Linked DNA regions of Mus musculus: region 2 is linked to region 1. The links are chromatin loops, found by intact Hi-C in ENCODE. Cell type or tissue: heart. All regions are shown on one strand. Links, peaks and the distances in the headings refer to the core of each region. The heading gives the core; the rest is flanking DNA.

What was found. Peaks named below come from ENCODE experiments on the same cell type or tissue, not always from the same donor. Only the 100,000 strongest peaks of a DNase experiment are listed, where the experiment ranks them.
Region 2: a loop joins it to region 1, with 1.9 times the contacts of the local background. A loop is called at or near these places in 1 of 42 quality-filtered maps.

Annotation. Positions count from the first base shown.
Region 1 is chr11:119,732,567-119,742,800 of GRCm38, forward strand. The region is part of intron 4 of Rptor (regulatory associated protein of MTOR, complex 1); the gene reads left to right. Among named protein-coding and RNA genes, the nearest start is that of Rptoros, 97 kb to the right of the region's middle. In heart, for the core only: no CTCF peak of the experiment used is centred there; no DNase peak of the experiment used is centred there; H3K4me3 peaks cover 312 bases; H3K27ac peaks cover 974 bases.
Region 2 is chr11:119,627,623-119,637,856 of GRCm38, forward strand. All of the region lies in intron 1 of Rptor (regulatory associated protein of MTOR, complex 1), which reads left to right. Among named protein-coding and RNA genes, the nearest start is that of Rptor, 30 kb to the left of the region's middle. In heart, for the core only: no CTCF peak of the experiment used is centred there; no DNase peak of the experiment used is centred there.

The DNA of each region.
Region 1 (10,234 bases), core at 1,028-9,027:
AGTGGACATGGAGGGTGTGGCTGACCCTAACCTAGCCAGGTGTCATTTTGTCAGTCACAGACTTTCTGATCCTTGAGTGTACCCAAAGCCAGCTCCTTCTCCTCCTGAGTCCTCTGTAGCTTTCCTGTGGTCTCTGTGTTGTGTCTGGTTCTCTGTGGCAGCAATGTCATTGTGTTCTGAGTCCTAGACAATTACTAGTCTGTCTCTGGTGGACAGTCATACGAAAATAGTAAATCTATGGAAAAAAAATCAAATCAACAGGACAATGAAGTGGGGGAAATTAAGACAAGACAAAAGAGATTTCTGCATCTGAGACTGGCTTCACAGGTGCTGCGGCTTGGGGGTTCAGAGCACAGTGACATTGCTGTAAGCAGAGCCGGCCTTTGAAGGCTGAGGTTCAGTCTAAATGTAAACAAATAAAAGGACTAAAATTGCTCTGAACTAAAATGTAAAGCCGAGAAACTCACACTCAGTGCATCAAGAGAGGCAAGCTGAGATGAAGCCTGCTCTTCTAGGTGAAGTGGGTCCAGCTATACAGGCAAGAAAGTCACTTGGCTCTGTGCTGGGTGCACAAGCAAAGATCAAAAATAGCTTCTGTCGTGCTGGACTCTGTAGAACACAGGAAAAGGCTCGCTGAGTGGAAAAACCCTTCTCTGCCAGAAATGCCTTCAAATGCTGGACCTGCTTGCTCTCTTCAGTGTCTGTCTCACCCAGTATCTCTCTCAGAGTTTGACTGCTCTGGACATAAGGAGATAAAGCCTCATGGAGACCACACTAAAAGTAAAGATTAGATTGTTTCCTGTTAGGTGCTGTTTTAAATCAAGTTAAAGAGAAACCTGCTGATTGTGTAGTGACAAGTGAAGTGATGCAGGAAAGATGGACTGACCCTTTAAGAGTGGACCAGCAGCGAGCTCCCTTCCTTCCCAGGGACCCCCCCTGCAGGAGTCAAGTCAGCACCAAGTGGAGCCTTCCACTGAGGGAGATGGGAGACTGTGTCTACACTAAGGTTTAAAGGGGACAGAAAACAAGGTGGTGTGCTGGAGGAAGGAGTGTGGCCAGGTGGCTTCTAGGATCCCTCCCCCTCTGTTGCCTGAGAGATGGATTTGAGAAGACAGCAAGAAAGCCAGCATAAGGTAAAAATGGTGATATACTAAACACTGCCACCAAGGTGAGCTTGCATGTTGAGGCCGTCAGTGGAGGGCAAGGTGATGGACTGAGGACAGATGGACAGAGCAGCTGAGGCCTGGAGCGTGACCGGGATGAAGCGACAGGAAGAAGGGGCTGATGTCACCTGCTGGCCTGGGCTGTGAGTGTGTGCCTGTGAGAAGCGTGAGAAGTGGTATTGGGTCCCCAGCTTATGATGACTAGGCCTGAAGAAAGCGTGAGGTCTGGGAGCCAGAGCAAGGCCCCCGGAGGTGCTAGTGGGTCTTTGGAACATAAGTAAAGATGGGCCCTGTTGTGAGTCGTCGTCTCTGCTTCTACCTGACCTGTCTTGTGGTTAAATAACCATGAGCTCCACAAACAACTTACAGATACTGTTCTTATGACTACACATATAAGCACATGCACACACATACACAGCACATGTAGTTTTTGTTTTTCACAGGTATCTAGATGCTACCTACCTCTTTGTCTGGTATGGAACAGACAGCTGCTGCTTCTATTGAAAGGCAGATTGTTTAGGTTTTAAAACATGCACTTGGTGGAAAACATTGTGACTTTCATAATTGCATTATTCTCACCGATATCGTTTGTTGAAATTGTTACTTTGGGGGAGTCCAGGAAACGACAAAAGCCTTCATTTCACTGTGAACTTGACCCTCTCTTTTTAGAATTTCTAGCGTCTTACATTTGCTTATAGTAGTTGAAGGCCATCAGCAAAAATGCTGTTTCTTTAGAGAAAGCCTGGAAACCTTAGGCTACTTCTTTTCTTTATAAATTTATAAAGAAATTCCTCGGTGCTGAAAGGTATAGTTACCTTCACCCACATTTTGAACTTTTTAATAAAATGTTTCTAGAGCCACTAAAAATTCAACATTTGTAAAACAGTCGATGTAGCATTCTTCTGATTGCATGAGAAGGGGTCTAGGAACTGGGTAGCTGCTGTGTGGGATTAAGCTACCTCAGTGCCCCCTCCCCCATGTTCTCTCAGCAGACCCTCACTTTCCCCACCTCTTCCGAGTTGGTTCCCCATCCTGCTCTCTGGTCTGAAGCTGTGGCCTTTCCTGCTCGTTTTGGCTCGTTTGGTTCACCTTCACGGGCTTAGCTGACAGCCTCACCCATCTCCTTTGGCCCTTCCCTCACTGCTGGCCTTCCTGCTGGGTATCTTGGTCATGTGAGACCTTTGTGGATGCTGTGGTCTGTTATTCTTCACGCCTGATTTGTTGTTTTTTAAGTGAATGATATCACTGTTCATATCTTAAATAGCTTGCTTTCCCATTCCTTCTGAATGTCCCAAGCTTCAGTTTCCAGGTATTTGAGTGTTTATTAGCCAGGTGTATAGCTACTGCATGGTAATGGTGTGTTTTATGTATTTAATACTGATTTCACATGGGATCATTATAACATTGATTGTTCTTGGAATTCTTGGGTATGTGGTTAGAAACATTCTAATTCTTCTTTGGTTCCCTTAGAGCCACAACAGCTGCAAATCCCAGCCGTGTTGAATGTAGAACATGTGTTTACATGGAACAGTACATAGGAAAAGGTCACCTGACACTTGGGAGTTACTGTCCTAGCTTTGTATCTGTGGCAGGCACCTGAGACAATCAGCTTGCTTGCTTGGTTCTGTGCCAGAATACACCAATACAGCATGGCAGGACCATTGACAGAGAGATCCATGCCCAGGAATGAAAAAGGAGCTCAGGACCGCACACTCTCCCACTGGCCCAAGACCAAGGAACATTCTAGATCCAAACTCTAGTACTTTGAGCATGGTAAAACCTGTGAACTTGCTCCCCATCTCTCTCTCTCTCTCTCTCTCTCTCTCTCTCTCTCTCTCTCTCTCTCTCTGTGTGTGTGTGTGTGTGTTCGGAGGTTTATTTCCTGAGCAAACTGTCTCTTGAACCACATTTCTCATTGTTCCGATCTTAGAAAATTATTTTGGCACAGACAAGGTCTTGTATTTTGCCGGCTTGTCTCAAATCCGCTGTTCCCCTGTGTTATTCTCAAATCCCAGTGTTACAGTGAAGAACTCCCTGCCTCACTGGTTACAGTGAAGAACTCCCTGCCTCACTGGTTACAGTGAAGAACTCCCTGCCTCACTGGTTACAGTGAAGGGTGCCCTGCCTCACTGATTACAGTGTTTTGTGTAGTTTTGAGTTTATATAAGCGTTATCAAGAGTGGTCCAGCTGACCTTTTTATTCAGGTTTGTGTTTCTGTTGCGGTTGATTCTGTCAGGCTGAGAGTCGACTTGAAATGCTCTATGGCTCAATGATCCTTTTCCCTGTTGCTGACACCTGTATTGTTTCTAGTTTTCTTCTCTTTATAAAGAATCTTTCTCTCACTATATTTGTGCTGAATGTTTAAAAAAAAAGTCTAAGAGGAGGATAGAAAAAAGAACATGTATTTTATGTCAGTCCATGGTGGCTTTGCTGTACTGTCTCAGCTGAACTAGACTCTGGCCCACCATCCTGGCAATTTGTAGGCTGTCTAACTCATGTTTCCAGCACATGCCAAAGCAGGCTTTGGGAACTACACAAGAGTGTACTGCTTAGAAATTAGGGCTTTTTGAGGCTAGAGAGATGGCTCACTGGTTAAGAATATGGGCTGCTCTTTCAGAAAACAAAGGTTTGAGTCCCAGCACCTAACAATGGTTTGTAACTCCATTTTCAGGGGGAATCTGCTGCCTTTTTCTACTCTGAGTACTGCATACACACAGCTGTGCGTGTAGACAGGACACCTTTACATGTAAAAATAAAATCAAAATAGTTCTCAAAAAAAAGAAAGAAGGAAAGACAGACCAGAGCTTTCTATAGAGCCAGGAATTTTCTTTAAGTAAGTATTGTGTGTTTTAAGAAATGTTTGTCTTTGCATGCGGATGGTAGCACTCACAGTTTCTGTAGCAAATTGGCATTTTCCACCTTACGGATGCTGTAGAAATGTGACAGTCTCGAGCTGAATCAGGAGAGATAAGATCGGGTCAAGGCTGGTGTGAGCCTACTGATGGAGAAGGGTCTGCCTTCAGCTGTAAGCTCACAGTGAGCTGACTGAACTCAGTGGTACTTCTTTATCATGTTTAGGGGAGGGAGAGCCTCTGCTGCCTTGTGTCAGTCAGGGGAGCATCATTCTAGCTGCTGTAGAACCCCAGCTCTGACAGCCTGGTGCTTCCCAGTTGAAAGCTGTAGAGAAGTGTCTGTAACACTGTGGTCCCTTTCAAGGCATTGGACAGCCTCGTTGACAAGTAGTGTTTAGGGTCTGCTGGAAATTGGGCAGTAAGTTGGTCCTAATATGAGGTAGGTGGAGGTCACGGATGTGCGGCAGGAACTGAGTAAACTCCCTGAAAGTTCAGGGAGGAGGGGACCGCCCAGAGACAGAAGCCCTGTCCTGGGCCACAGGGTGTCAAAGAGCAGCCTGATATCTGAACGGCACAGAGGGATCAGAGCCTCATGGTCCCACTCAGATGTTGAAGCTAAAAGATTGCCCTGGAAGAAGCAGAAAGAAGTGCTACCACTATAGCATGAGCTGGGGGTGGGGAGATGGGAGGAGCTAGAGGATGGGGAGGGGAGGAGAGGAGGAGTGGGAGGACATCAGACAGCAAGCAGAGAGGGTTTCAATGTTTCTCACATAAGGAGAGGTGTCATCTGCGGTGATGCTCGAGCCAGTTTAATGACTGACAACTACACACCACATACATGCTGCACTGTGCCCCACGAGCACATGTATTGGTGAGTGTGCTTGTGGCCCCCTGTGAGAACCCGAGATGGGCCCCTGGGACTGACACGGTAGGCTAGAACTGACACCGAAGGTTGTTCTGGCTGATGGTGTTCACTGTTGCTAGTGGTGCTACCTAATGGCTTGGCCAGTTGCTGCTTTGGTCTCTTTCTGGTCATCAGTGGATACCCCAGAGACACTTTGAAGCCATGCACAAGCTGCACGCCCTTAGACAGTCTCTTGTTCCTCTTCTGCACTCCAGTAGGGGCACCACTGGTTTCTCCAGCTATTAGATGGATTCATCTGCTTTTCATTTTCCTTACAGTTGGTTAGTATTGAGCCCATGCTTATTTTGGTGTTTGTGTTATGGTCTAATAATAGGATTTTTCTATTGTAAAAAGTATTCCGTTTTGGGCCCAAACTTGGATAACTGGTAAGACCTGTCACCACATTGTATTGTGCTGTGTCTATTGTGTCTGTCATGTCGTTATCCTCCTCATCCTCACATTATAGCACATACACCTCTTTGATGTGTCCACCATTCTTTGAGCCTTCTTTACAGCTCTTCAAGAGGCCGCAAGTTCCTACAGTATTTCCTCTAGAGTCAACCCTGATGTGAGCCATTTCCATACAGATGCTAGGTCCACCCAAGAACCTTACTTAGAAACAAAGATGTGAGCTCTTGGCATGTTCATTGTCTTTGTGGTGGATACAGTTGGGCATGTTTTTTCAAGGGCTAACCTGTGCTATGTGGGTCTGTATTTGTGCATTTGTGTGTTGTAGAGAACTCAGACGATGATCAAGTGGGGAGTGAGAGACTTGGGGCTAGACTAGGACTGAAGTTGTTAAGATTTCAGATTTCTGTGGATGTTCTTGAATAGGCTACACTCTTTATACTGTAGTGAGTCTACAGCAGATAAAGGAAGGTGGGATTGCAGGAAGCTGTCAGGTGATGAGTGCTTTCTGTGTCAGGAGGAGGCAACTCTGCTTGTAGATAGTTCAGAGAGACAGAGGATGACATTAGTGGATGAATCATGAGAAAGGGGATGATGTAGGAAAATCGTGTCTGCTGAGAGCAAGACCCAAGGAACCCTGCTTTCTCTGAGATGTGGGAAAGAAGGAAGGGGGAAGAAAGGGAATGAGGGAAGAGGTAAACAGAGGTTGCTGCTGGTGGCATGTGCATCAGCTGCTGTCTGAGCTTATGTCTACATGAGAAAGCAGGCTGAGCCCCCAGAGGCACAGGAGGCAGAACATCAGCATGCCCCCCCCCCATAACTGCTGTGACGTTAGGATGCTGTATGTTGAGAACACCACCACCGCAGAGTGCTGACAGGGTTAGGAGATCAGTGGCAGCAATTGTGATGGTGTTTCTGTGAGCTTATCGCAATGGCCAAGCCTGGGAGAGGCTCTGTAGAGCCTCATGTCATCCTCTGCATGCCTACTGTCCACAGATACACCTGGAAGAGGAAGTTTGAGTTTCTCAGAAACTCGTAGGCCAATGGCATCTATGGCCTCAGCACTCCCTAGGAGACTTGATGCCACTCCTTTGCTGGACATCAAAGTGACTGTTCCATGTGTCCAGGTTTGCCTGTCTAGGGTGCATCTATGGGGGTGCCACTGTGCACTTGACAAAGCTAGATCCCTCTTCCCCACCATCCACTCCACTGCAGCTCTGTCTGGCCCTCCCTGGGGGTGGCCTGTTGATCATCTTTGCCTTTCTCTCTGCTCATTGTTGTGGCAGTACCAGGCGTAGGAGTTGCATGGCATTGCCATCTGCTCCATAGTTGAAATCAGAGCTTAGCTTCACTCTTCCCAGAAGTCTTAGTGGTGCAGTGCATGTGTTCCTGGGATCCGACCCTTCCAAGAGATTGACCTGGTAAAAGACCAGGTATTCCTGCACTGTTGTGGGCTGGGCTTTTTCCAACCATAGCTGCTGTTACAGTTGACACAGCCTGCAGTGACAGTCTGATAAAGCAAGTGGTGTTTCCCCCTTGTGTTTAACGGGATCTGTCAGAGAAAGTGAATTTTAATGAATACATTCTATAAAACCCATTTCTAGCTCTTTGATTAGGGCTTCCCTGCTCTCTCAGTCTAGGCAGGCCTGAAGCCAGCCCTCTGCTCACAGCCCCTCTCTGTTCCCCAGTCTCTGCTTGCCAGGGTTTCTGAATGCTGGGTGGGGCCTCTGCCCATCAGGGAGTACTCAGGTACAGGGCCGGGTTCCCAAAGGACATGTGGCTTCTTTTGTTCCTGCTGCACTGGGTGTTGATCCCCTGTGTGCCAAGGCCGTGCTTGCAGCTGCACTTGGCTGGCTCGTAGGACCTTAATTCTGGCCTGGAGCTTGACAAACCCTCGGCAGTCCTTTTGAGATGGGTTCTGGGAGCCAATGAGCTTGTTAGTGAAGCTTAGCTCTCAAAGGCCATTCTCTTCCTGGTGGTTTAATAGAGTGGATTTTGTTGTCCCAGAGGATCACAGCCTGTCAAGTTTGTCCTCACTAAACTACACAGCTAATGGTTTTGGTGAGACTGTCCCCCTTTTCAGTCAGTTTTCCTTAAGGAGCATTTGACGACATTTGGAGATCCTTTGGATGGTCAGGGCTAACTGGCTCTGGCCTTGGTTGGTTACAGCCAGGGATGCTGCTGTTCGTGGCACAGTGCACAGTTCTGTGCAGTGTATGGACATGGAGAAATGTCACTGTGGGAACAGATCATCAAGGAATCTGCTCCTAGTCAGGTGTCAGATGTGTTGATGTATTTAAGCCATCTACAATGGGAGGCACCTGCGTGGATGGGAGTCAGTACAAGTCCTTCATAACTAAAGGCACAGGGCCAATAAATACCAGTGTTCGGTTCTAGGGTTTGTTCAGTGTTGCCTTATGGGTGGGTACCAGCTCTTAGGATCTGGGTGTTGCCCTGTACCTTGCTATTAATGCATTGTGGAAGATGGAAGTTGTTAAAGGTTTCCCTAATATATCTGGCCTTCATTATTTTAATAAATCAATACTAAGTAACTTGATGATTTAGAGATTTAAATGTAACTTTGCATTTGGGCAAATGTAAATAGCAGACTTAATTCATGCTTGTTTGCTGTTTGTGGGACCTGTGGGCTTGCATCTGGAACACAATATAGATGACAGTGTCTCTGGTCATCAGCAGCTACACAGACCCCGAGAGCTGCATTCATTCCTCTTGGGGCCTACAGTGTGTGAGACGTATGAACTGACTCAGGTTGCAGTGGTCCTCACTGCTGTTGTTGTGCTCTGCACACTACAAGGTTACTTTTAGTCTCTAGGCATCGAGAGCTGGAGAGACTTTTCCAGTGTCATTGATGAAGAACATTTCTCCACATTCATATACTTACAGCGGCTTGGGAGGGACATGGAAGCCTATCACTGGGCATGCCCACTTGCTCCCTTGCAGTGGTCTGTGTGCATCCTGTCTTGTAGATTCTTACAGAACATATACATAAAAGGAGTACCTGTGATGTGTCCTCCTGAATACAGAGCTTGTCACAGATGGAGGCCTAGCCTTCATGCATCAGCTCGTTTGTGAGCATGTAGCTACTTAGTTGTCTGAGTGTGCAAAGCAACACTGACATGGCAAGGTGACCTGCCTCACATCTGCAACTCTCTTTGACACGCATGCTTGTGTGTGTGTATGTGTGTGTGTGTGTGTGTGTGTGAATGATGTTCTGAAGTTCACATTTTACAATCATTAAGAAGCCACCCATACCTCCTTTTCATGTGGCTCTTTATAAAGACAAGTTCTGCTTGTCAGGGGCACAGCACTCACTAGAGTCAGGAAGGATGAGCTCCCTCTGCCTCTCAGATCAGCTGGGTTTCTTAGTGTTTGTTAGGCAACTAGGTCTTAATGTGCTGGCTAGCCTCAGCTCATGCAGTCCTCTGCCTCAGTCTCTCATATAGCTAGGACCGCAGGCTCTGCCTCCCTGTCCAGCTTGCTCATTGATTCTCTTGTATGAGCTTTGTGAGGATTCAGGTGGGCTGTAGGTTAAGGGTCTTTATTTAGGGCCTAGGCTTCTCAGCCTGTAAGACTGGCCAGGATGCAGGTCCCAAGGTGAGCACTAAGAACACTTAGGGTTGGGATGTGGAATGTTGAACTGTAGTCACGTGTCACTGGCCAGGTTCAAAGGAAACATGTTGTGTCCTCAACCAGAGCTCTCCTGTGTAGAAGGGCAGAAAACAGACACCAGGCCACAGTGGGTCACAGTTTTACTAGAACAAACATCTTCAGTGTCCTTTGTACAAATGCCAGAGTTTCTGTAGAGACATGTGGAAGCTGACAAATGGGATAGACTTGTTTTGTTTTGTTTTGTTTTAGGTTTTTTGAGATAAGGTTTCTCTGTGTAGCCCTGGCTGTCCTGGAACCCACTCTGTAGACCAGGCTGGCCTCGAACTTAGAGATCTGCCTGCCTCTGCCTCCCAAGTGCTGGATTAAAGGGTCACCACGACCCATGGTTAGAGATTTTAAAACTTGATCAGTACTGACAAATCATCTTCCAGAATCTTTTTTGTTAATTTCTACATCCATCAGCACTAAGTTCAACCACCTTGGTCATTATGAAGCATTATTTATTTTTTATCTTTTTTTTTTATTCTGCTGAAGAAAATCAGATGGAATTGTGTAGGTGGGTGGATAGATTGACTCTCACTTTCCCACTATCATCTGACAGACTGGTGCACAGCCCTTCCTAACCACTACCATTCATGTCTGCTGTGCGTGCTCCTGTTCTGAGCTTTGCTGGCCAGAGCGGGAGGGGCTCGCACACACCTCTAAGCATGAAACTGGTGTCGGCTCTATCGCCTTCCTTTAGAAGCTACCAGTCATAAATGTGTGTTTATATCTCGTTTCTTTTAGACTTTTAGATTTTGTGAGTGGTTTAAGAAGGTTTTTTTCTTCATCTAAGTAAATAAAAATATTGTGTTTATACATTGTAAATTCTGGGTTTTTGTTTGTTTGGTTGGTTTTTTTGTTTTTGGGTTTTTTGGTACATTGTCTGTGAGGCAATATCAAATGGTTAGTTAGACTTTCTAGCATCACCCACTGAGTCATTCATCCGTTCTTTACTGATTTAAAATGCCGTTTCATCACAGTTATGTATGTGGGTCTATTTCTGGGCCTTTCCTCTGTTGATTTGTTTGTCTCGCCCTCAATAATACCAGCCTGTAATTACATAAATTTATAGCCTTTCTAATATCTGGTAGTGCGAATCTCTGTTCATTATTCTTTATTAAATTTTCTTTTTTTCTAATTTTGTGATTTCTCTTCTGTACTTATTTTAGAATCAGCTTGTCAAATTCCATTAGAGGAAAACCCCCTCGGGCATCTTGATGGGACTGGCGTTGCT
Region 2 (10,234 bases), core at 1,087-9,086, 100 kb before region 1:
TAAGGGTCCCTTGGAAAGTTGGTCGGTTGGTGTTTTGCTGGAGCAAATGTGTGAAGGAACATTTAGCTCAAGTGGACACGGCGAAAGACTAAGACAGACTTGTAAAAGAACATTTCACTGAAACACACAGGAGAGAGGATGTTCTGCTAAAGTAAGTGTGTGAAAGGACACGTGATGAAGGATTCTTTGCTAACAACACACATATATTGGTCCGCCATACATTGTGATAGTTGCGTTGCATTTGCCAGGACTCCATAGAGAGAAATATAGCAAAAAACTTCCGGTGGTGTGCTATAGTTTTTGCTGCTTCCGCCCACTCAGGCTGGTTGACAAAATGATATCATGTGCTAGGACGAGACTCGTGCTGAGGCAAGGCACGTATTGAGACGAGACCTATACAGGACACTCGACGTTTGGATGGAGTATAAAAAGGACTAGATAGACAATGGCGGAGGCTGAGCTAGGCTTGCTTATAGAGCTTGTGGGTCGAGTCTTCACTGATCTTCTCTTTGCTGAGAGAGACACAGCTGAGAATGTCCCTTAGGGTCCCTCCTGCTGACTTGTGCTGGGACTGAGGCCTGGCTGTCTCTGTTAGGTCGTGCTGCCATTGCTGAATTGTGTTTGCATACCCTGACTCTACCAAACTGGGCTGTTGATGTATCCATAAAATGTTTTTGAGTGGCCAGGTGTGGTGGCACACACCTTTAATCCCAGCACTTGGGAGGCAGAGGCAGGTGGATTTCTGAGTTCGAGGCCAGCCTGGTCTACAAAGTGAGTTCCAGGACAGCCAGGGCCATACAGAGAAACCCTGTCTTGAAAAACAAAAACAAAAAAAAAATTTTTTTTTGAGTAGATTGAACTGCTGATTTCCAGACAACACAGATGGGAGTTGCTCCAAAAGAACCTTTCCAGCAGGTCCACTTCCCCGTGTCCTTTCCAGCAGGTCCACTTCCCCGCGTCCTTTCCAGACAGGTCCACTTCCCCGTGTCCTTTCCAGACAGGTCCACTTCCCCGTGTCCTTTCCAGCAGGTCCACTTCCCCGTATCCTTTCCAGACAGGTCCACTTCCCCGTGTCCTTTCCAGCAGGTCCACTTCCCCGTATCCTTTCCAGACAGGTCCACTTCCCCGTATCCTTTCCGGCAGGTCCACTTCCCCGTGTCCTTTCCAGACAGGTCCACTTCCCCATATCCTTTCCAGACAGGTCCACTTCCCCGTATCCTTTCCAGACAGGTCCACTTCCCCGTATCCTTTCCGGCAGGTCCACTTCCCCGTGTCCTTTCCAGCAGGTCCACTTCCCCGTGTCCTTTCCAGACAGGTCCACTTCCCCGTGTCCTTTCCAGCAGGTCCACTTCCCCGTATCCTTTCCAGACAGGTCCACTTCCCCGTGTCCTTTCCGGCAGGTCCACTTCCCCGTATCCTTTCCAGACAGGTCCACTTCCCCGTATCCTTTAAGAACCATCATTAAAAATAAGATTTAAAAATATTAAAGTTACACCATACTGTCCATTGTCCCAGAACATAAGATGTTTTAAATGTTATCAGTGATGCTGATAGATACCAAGCTCCCATGACCTTTGCTTAGGGCATTTGCCAGGTACTGCAATTTCAGGTTTGCAGGGTTGGGTTTTAACAGGCATGGCTACGAGACTTGCTCTACTTCCTCCTTCGGTGCTGGTGGCTCTGGGCTCCTGTTCCAGCAACAGGGCTACTTTCACTGTGATCGTTCTTGTGAGTAGGTATGCTGCTGTGATTTTAGTTCTTATTTTTTTCTTATAAGTAATTGTACTTTATGGGGCATACTGTTTGATGTATGCACACTGGAGTGATTGAGTAAATGCCTGTCATTCAGGGCTGGGAGGCAGCTCAGGTAGAATGCTTGCCTAGTATAAGGCAGGCCCCAGATTTAAGCAAGCTTCCCACAACAGCAGCACACAGGCAGGGTTTTACCACTATCTGCAGTTGCGGTACTGTGCAGTGCATCTCAGAACTTACTCCTTGGTGTTGAGATGTCACCCTTCCACCGTTGTCTTCCTAGTGCCCCAGATCCCGCCTCTGCCACTACTACCTGACACATAAAAATGAGGTCATGTGGTGTGTATGGTTATCTTCCTGTGCCTGGCTTACTGCATTGAACAACATACAACTGGATTCCTTCTTTGTGGCTCAGTAGTATCTGATATATGTACACACCACATTTCTGTTTCTCCTCTGTTTGCCTGCTAATGGACACTCAGGTCACTTCCATGTCACGGCTGTTGTAACAAATGCTGAGTGAGCATGGGAATTCAGGTGTCAGACTCTGTCACAGATGGCTGGGTGGTAGCAGAGGCTCTCCATCTTCCTTGTGGCTCTCTGACAGTTCTCTGGCCATTCGATAAAGTCATCCAGAATTTACCCCTTCTTGCTAGTCTAGTAGGAACTCTGACCTGCTCTGGAGCACAGCCTTTTGACAGGGGTGCAGTGTGGATGTCTCTCACTGTGGACATGAGTTTTCCATCTTCTCAGGATCTCTTTGGATTAACAGAAGCAAGCTCTGCTGCTGTGGCTCTCTTTAGAGTTAGTTTTTCCTGGGGCTTAAACATTTGCTAAAGATCTCTTCTCAATTTTGAGGTTAGGATTTTATCCTATGTCCCCGTCCCCACCCTTTTTTTTTTTAAATTAGATATCTTCTTCATTTACATTTCAAATGCTTTCCCGAAAGTCCCCTTAACATTGCCCCCTCCCCCCAACCCACACACTCCTGCCTCCTGGCTCTGGCATTCCCCTGTATATCCGATGTCTTTTAATTCTTAATGCTTGATAGTGTTTTTGGTTTTGGTTTTGATTCTTTTCTTTTCTTTTTTATTGGACAGGATCCCACTCTGCAGCCCTGGCTAGCTTGGACTGACTGTAGATCAGGTTGGCCTGGAGCCCACAGAGACCCTCTTGTGTCTGTTTTTTAATGCTAGGGAGCGTTATAGTTTTGCTGCTTACATTTAGCTTCCTGATCAGGATGAGTGTTGGTAGGCCCAGGTAATTCTTGTTACATGCGACAGTCTTGTCACCGTCAGAAGTGTCCACCCGGCTTTTATAATGAATTACAGAGCCAGACTGTTCCTTAGTAGACATTGGCTTTAGATGTGGGTGAGGCAAGGGCCCAGTCTCGTTTTGTCTCTGAGAAGACCCATGTGTCAGGCTCCTTTGCTTCAGTCTGCAGGACTCCCTGTCACCGGCCTGGTTTGGCCCCATCTCAGGTTGTTCTGGGAGCCTCAGTTGTGCTCTCTGTGGCTTCCTGAAATTGGAAAGAAGTCCAGATAGGTTGTTCTTCATCGTGTGTGCCCTTTTGCATTTTATTTCCACACAGATCTTAAGCCAGTGGATAAATCACAGATGGAGTTGTCCACCTCTTCACATTTTCAAGCTTTTAAATTTCCACGTAGAGGCCCTTCATATCTTTTATTGGATAATTCCTAGAAATTTTACCTCTTTTGTTTGTTTTGTTGCTTAGGAATCAATACAGCTTCTCTTTACATGCTGTGTCTGGAAGCCTTTGACTCTGACTGAGTGTTTGTCTACATATCTGTTTGGATTTCTGTAAACAGAGTCGTGTTGTTCTGAGGGTAATGGCAGTTCCCTCCCTTCCTTCTACTAATCTTGAAGCTCACTGGGAATCCTGTGGTAGGATGAGGCCTCTTCTTTAACTTGCAAAGTGAGCACTGTTTACTCTCTCTTTCTCTGCCATAGGGTCTCTTACTCTATAGCTCAGGTTGGCCTTGAGCTCTTGGCAATCCTCCTGCCCCAACCTGCTGAGTGCTGGGATGACAGGCCTGACACTTGCCAACAGGCTGTGCTCCAGAGCAGGTCAGAGTTCCTAGACTAGCAAGAAGGGGTGAGTTCTGGATGACTTTATCAAACAGCACTATGGAATGGCCAGAGAGCTAGTAAGAGTTGTTTTCATAGTAACAAGAGCTGTTTGGATTTGAGTCGTCTAACTGTGTGCGTGCCATTTGCCTTGTTGATGTGGTGCAGTGCATGCACAGCTAGTGCTGTGTGTGCATTGGTGTGTCTGCAGGCGGCAGGGCACCTGTTCTTAGTGACTGGGCCTGGCCTGGATTAGCTTGGTCCTTGGCTAAAGGTTTTGTTGCAGTACTAAAGCTTAGTCTCCTCCCCTCCACCATCTTTTTTGCTTAGCAGCTCAGGTGAGCCCCTTGGCAGTTTGCTATGTTTTAATACCAAAGCTGTGCTACTTTAGAGATAGGACCTTGGGGAATCTTTTTTTTGTTTCTTCTGTCTTTAGACTTAGAGCAGTATTTGTGGAACTTGTCATCTGGGTCTTTAGTTTCTTCCGTGGAATAACTTTTTTTATACCTATGATTTGCTTTTAAATGGTTATTGGGAGGCTTCATGTCTGCTATGGCCTCATGAGTCAGTTTTGGTTATGTTTCTCAAGAAATTTGTTCTTTTTAAGTATTTGCTAAAAAATTTAGTGGCTATAATTGTTTAACATACTTTAGAAAAATCTGTATTCTTTTGAAGCTTTAATTTGCTTATTTATTTTGGTGTAGTTGAGACAGGCTTTCATGTATCCCAAACCTACTTGAAGCTTAATGATCAGTTTGCTGAGAGGAAAGGCTGTGGGATCATGAGTGTGGAGGGATCATCAGAGAAGAGACTGCACTAGCCAGGGAACGACAGGGAATGACAGGGAATGACAGAGAATGCCAGGGAATGATGGAATGACGGAATGACCGGGTGACAGGGAATGACAGGGGCTGTTTGGACCTTTTCTTATGTCTGCTTTTACTCTGCCAGGTTCTAGCCTTTGCCTCCTCTCTTTGGTTGGCTTTCCTCAGCCTCCACTTTCTGCCCTCCTGTGTTGCATCTGTAGGTGTTCTCTTGCTCTCAGGGCAGACTTGCAGTACAGACGGACCGGGGTTTGCTCATCTCCTTTCCATGCAGAGGCTTTGATGCCAAGAAGGCTGGCCCAGCTGCAGCTGAGAGTGTGAACACTGAAGCTGCAGGCCAGCTGGAACCCAGTTTCATGTTCTGTCAGGGGACAGGGTAGTGGTGCCACAGCTGGGACACCAAGGATGCCCTAGTGACCCAAGGAAAGTGCTAAAAAACTTGCCCACCATTGTGGACTTGGTAGTTCCTAGAGCCTGCCACTGTGGGTTTGGTGGCTCCCAGTGTCTGAAGCTCCTTTTGCTCTGTAGTTGGTGACAATGATGAATATTTAACAGTGTAGTGACAGCTGTCAGCCTTGGGTGATCCTTGTGACTTGGTGGCTTCCGGACGATCCGTGCAGTCTGTCAGGAAAGGTGAGCAGCAGGTGGAGATGGTACCACAAGGTGAAAGGTGATTCTGGGTGACCCTGCAGAGTATCGCTCGGTCAGAAAGTACCACTTCCATGTTTGAAGGTGGCTTTTCTATACACTTCAGCTGGAATATCAAACTGTGACAGATTGAGACATGTTCAATACAGATGCCTAGGCAGAATCCGATGATGCCTGTCAAGCCAGATAGTGAAGAGATTTGCAGAAAAGGAGAAACATCCATTCTTATCACAAAAGAAGTTTTTATTTGGCAAGATAGAGATTTTTGAAAAAATATGTCATTTATGTTAACAATAGATGTATTTGTTATTAATTATAAGTGAATTAATGAAGGTGAAAAAACTTCATGTATTATCTATAATGCTGAATACTGGTAGGTATAATTTGTAGAAGTATTTAGGATCTTGTATAGTTTTTAAAAATAAAAATCACTTCACTGTAAAGAACTTGCAGGGACTGGAGAGATGGCTCAGCAGTTAGTAGTATGTACTAGTTACTTTTTCAGGGGACCTGGGTTCAATTCCCAGTACCTACATGTCAGTTCACAACTATCTCTAGGTCCAGGGGATCTGACACCCTCACACAGACATAAATACAGGCAGAGCACCAATGTACATAAAAGATAAATAAAAAGGAATCATTTAAAAAAGAATTTGCAAATAAAATATACCAGGCAGGTAGACTGATCCGAGTCTGTGCCTCTGCACTGGAGAGCAGCGAAAGCAGCTGCTTGGAAGCTGCAGGCTTCCACTCTGTCTTACACACTTGTGTACACACACACACACACACACACACACAGAGTTAAACTAGGAAAGCCCTTGGGTTTACGTCTTCTTCCTCATGTGTAGCTCGTGTACTGTCCAGGCCTTCATTCCCTCCTCGACACCTCGTACTCTCCACACACCTGTGCTCACCCAGAGCCACACACAGGCAAGGACAGCACACGCTGATTCTCTCTGCGACCACATGGCCTCGATTAATACTCATTCCCAGGACATCTAGTTTCCTGCAAATTGTGTGTGTGTGTGTGTGTGTGTGTGTGTGTGTGTGTGTTAAAGCAGAATAGACTTGTTTAATCCTGTATAGTTGTCAAGGGCATTGGGGGGGGGTGTTAAGAACAAAATGTTGCTGAGACATTCTGGTTCATGGAAGAGGTCACAATGTCCTGTAGTTGGTTTTTTTATAGGAGCGATCTGTCTTTTTGGTCAGATATTGGCAATTTTGGCGGCAGCAGCAGGCTTGTTTCTGTGTCAGTGTTGGTGGCTACTGATAATTGAGGAAGTATTTGTTTTGGGCAGAACCTGTGCTTCCATGAGTCAAGCCTGGTCCCCTGCAGCATCTCTCTTTTTCCTAAGACTGGAGAGATCCTAGAAACCTGGGATGCTGAGGGAAGAGATTGTCTAAGGACAATGAACTGAAAATTGAAGATTTTAATTAAAAATATCTATCATCCAGTGGCTCTTTCCCTTTATTTCTCAAGTGTGGCAGTTCTGATACGTTGGCTGCACTGTGCTCCGTGGTGACTCTGACTGGTGACGGGGTCTCCCCTGAAGCACTCAGACACAAGCCCCTGCAGTGGCTGTCCTTATGACAGCCATCCCTTTGCTTAAGTTTCTGCTTATGCATATTTCAGAAGTTAGGCAGTTGTGAGAATCTTCAGGAAGTGCTCAGGCAATGTCTGGGCTGTTGTATGTGCCTGAGGGGGGATAGGGAAAGAGAAGAAGAGATAGAGGAGGGGGAGGAGGAGCAGGATCATCGTCAGCATCATTATCATCATCATCATCATCATCAGCAGCAGCAGAGAAATGGGAGGCAGGGCCAGGAAGATGGAGGAGAGGAGGAGTCGTGAGCAGCACACATCATCATGGACAGCCTTTTTTGTCTTCTCACCAGCACTAACCGATAGCTACCTTGTTTGGGAGTGAGAGGCGTGCAGGAGCACAGGAAAGCTCTGAGCTCTAGGGTGTCATTCACCCTAATGTACCCAGGCTCTCACACGTTAGGCAAGCTTTCCCCTGCCGTTACCTCCATCAGACCTATCAACTCCCCATGCTCAGCTTGTCTTGAGGTAGGGAAGGGTTCAGCGCTTCTGCTGCTGCATTGTTTGATGCAGATGGATGTTCTGATCGCGTAAAAGAAAACCCATCTTTTTACTAGCCCCGAGTTTAGTTTTATTAAATAGAAATAAAGTCAAAGCTAAACAATTAGAAGACCAAGTCTTCAGAAAACCACAAAGCTCCCCAGAGAAAGAGAGGATCACAAGTTCTGTGCCAGCTTTGGTCTACACAGAGATCTGTCTCAGGGAAAAAAACTCTGGCATTACAGGAGAAGGAACAAGGGTAACCTTAGTCCTTTCATGGTTCTTTGGCTGGATCTAGGAATCCATTAAGTACCTTTGAGACAATGAAGGTGTGGCAGGACAGATGGGTATCTAGAGTCCAGTGTTGTTTTGCTGGACAGTTGCTGAGAGGAGTTTAATTGTAGAAGCTGGTGGGAGGTTAGAGCTGCTTCAGTGTTTCGCCTTCAGGTCCTCTGCATCCTGGCTACTTGGGCCTCCAGTGCTCAGGCTCTTTCTCCAGGAGCCTTTTGTTGTGAAGTCAGACTGAGTGGCTCTTCTTGCACTGGTAGCTCCGTTAGTGGTCTCAGTGTAGGATGATCAGCGGACCTGTCTTAACGCCCTCACTATGGGCCAGCAGCAGTTGGGGTGCAGTGTTTGGGGACTTACTCAGGACCTTTCTCATTGGATGCGTGGAAGTTTCAGCTTGGCTAACCTTGCTGTTGTTCCTGTTTTCATCTGAAGCTTAGGGCTGGAGGGCAGGGAAGCAGCTTATATTGAAGAGGCAATGGCGGCTGTGGGTACTGCTGTAGGCACTATCACACTAAGATACCTTGGCAAGCAGTGTTGTTTACATCTCCTACCCATGACATTTGCATGTCACAGTCTACCCAGGTGAGGTAGGGTGGTTGCCCTAGGAACTTCCATGTCAAACTCAGAGGGGAACTGCCAGCGTCTTCCAGATAGCATTGATATTGCTGTCTCATATTTAAGTGGACTTACATGGAGGTTGGTTGGGAGTTTGGGAGTGCAGCAGGAACTTGGGCTGTTTGCACAGTTTTACCAAAGTGAAATATAATTTACTCTTTTTTCAAAAATTATATATATTATATATAATTTACTTTTAAAAGATAAAAGTATTGGCATTTAAGATAAATAAATACACTCAAATGATCAGCAAAGCACTGTGACCTGACACTGAAGCTGTGTAGACAGCAGAGCCCCAGGCCTTGGCAGTCATCAACAGAGTCTGTGTGCAAGGGCTGGGGCTCGCTAAGAGGAGGGGAACATGGGCCTAGGTGTGCAGAGGACATTAGTCACACAGTTTGGAAGGAAATGGAACAAGATTTTTTCCCATGAGATGAAGAAGTCAGAAGGTGGAGATGAATGGGGTTGGGTAACATGGTGGAAAATCAAGGCTAAAGCAAGGCTGCCCACAGGAATCCAATAGTTGGGAGCAGTGAACATTTGGAGCTGGTGAAAGCTGCTTTCTAGAGTCATCTGTGTGTAGTGTGTGGCAGTAGGTGTTATTAATCAAAGTGTGCCAGGGGTCTAACTTATAAGTAAAATAGTGCCACTTCTATAGAGGATCTGGGCGGGGAGTAAAGCTAAGTGTATGCTGAGATCTTGACATTTCAGCAGAAGCAGAGGTCTCATACTTAGGATAGGATCCAAGATAAGCACTGTGCACACACACCATCTGTCTCTTGGTGGTGGCAGTGATGAAATAGTAGGCCTTGAACATGCTAGTCAAATAATTCGCCAGTAAGTCACATTCTCATCCATTGGTTTTCTGAGACAGGGTCTCACTATGTAGCTTAGACTGGTCTCAAACTTGTTATGTAACCTAGGGCGTCTTCTACCTCTTGATGCTCCTACTTCGGCCTCCTAAGTACTGACATCATAGGCATGCACTACCATGCTTGGCTTGAGCTGCTTTCAAATTTGTATTTGGTGTATGTATGTGTTTCAGAGGACATCCTCTATGTTGATATTCAGGTGTTATCCATATGTATATATTTACTTATTGAGATAGGATATCTTACTGACATGGAACTTGCCAAGTAGTTGAGGATATGTGGCCCGTGAAACTGCTGTCTCTACCGTCTGCCTCTAGCTCCCTGCACTGGGTACAGGCACACCTCACCTGCCTGCCTTTCTCGGTGAGTGCCGCTGATCGAGCATGTGCTGTGCAGCTGTTTGCTGACTGGTCACCTCCCGGCTTTGAGCTTCCTTTGCTTCTTTCACTGCTTCTTACCTAGAAAAAAAAAAGGAATTAAAAACCTAGAAGTTCACACAGCTTATTGGAGTGAGAGAATCCTCTATAACATTCCTGTCTGAAGATGCTGGGGCGTGTTTGAGGTCTGTAAGAGGCAAGCCTGCCTGCTCTGTTGACTGCCTTTCTGAGGACCCTTTAAGTTGCAGCTCCATGGTCACGCACACTTTGTTCAGCAGCTGTTTTCACTCAGTAATGAAAATGAGAGTCGATAGTGTGTGGATCTACACATTCATCTTGTGGGAGGGAAAAGCTTTCCAGTGTGACCCCAGTATCAGCAAGGCGTGGAGGACCATGAGTGCTACAGACTCCTGGACACGGGGCATGGACCAACAGCCTCTGCTGCCTCCGGAGTTTTGTCAGCAGCAGGTTGGCGGAGAATGGTCCACACTGGGCAGCAGCTCAGTAGCAGGATGGTAGCTGCATACCACTGAGTGGGATGGCTTGCTGTATGCACTGCATACAAGCCTGCTCATCTCGCTGCAGTGGCACTGGCTCCTCTAGTGGCCATGCTGCTGGTCTGCTGCATCTATGTGCTTGGTCTCCTTTGCTGTCCCTGGCAGCTCATACTGCTTTTGTGGAAATGGCTGA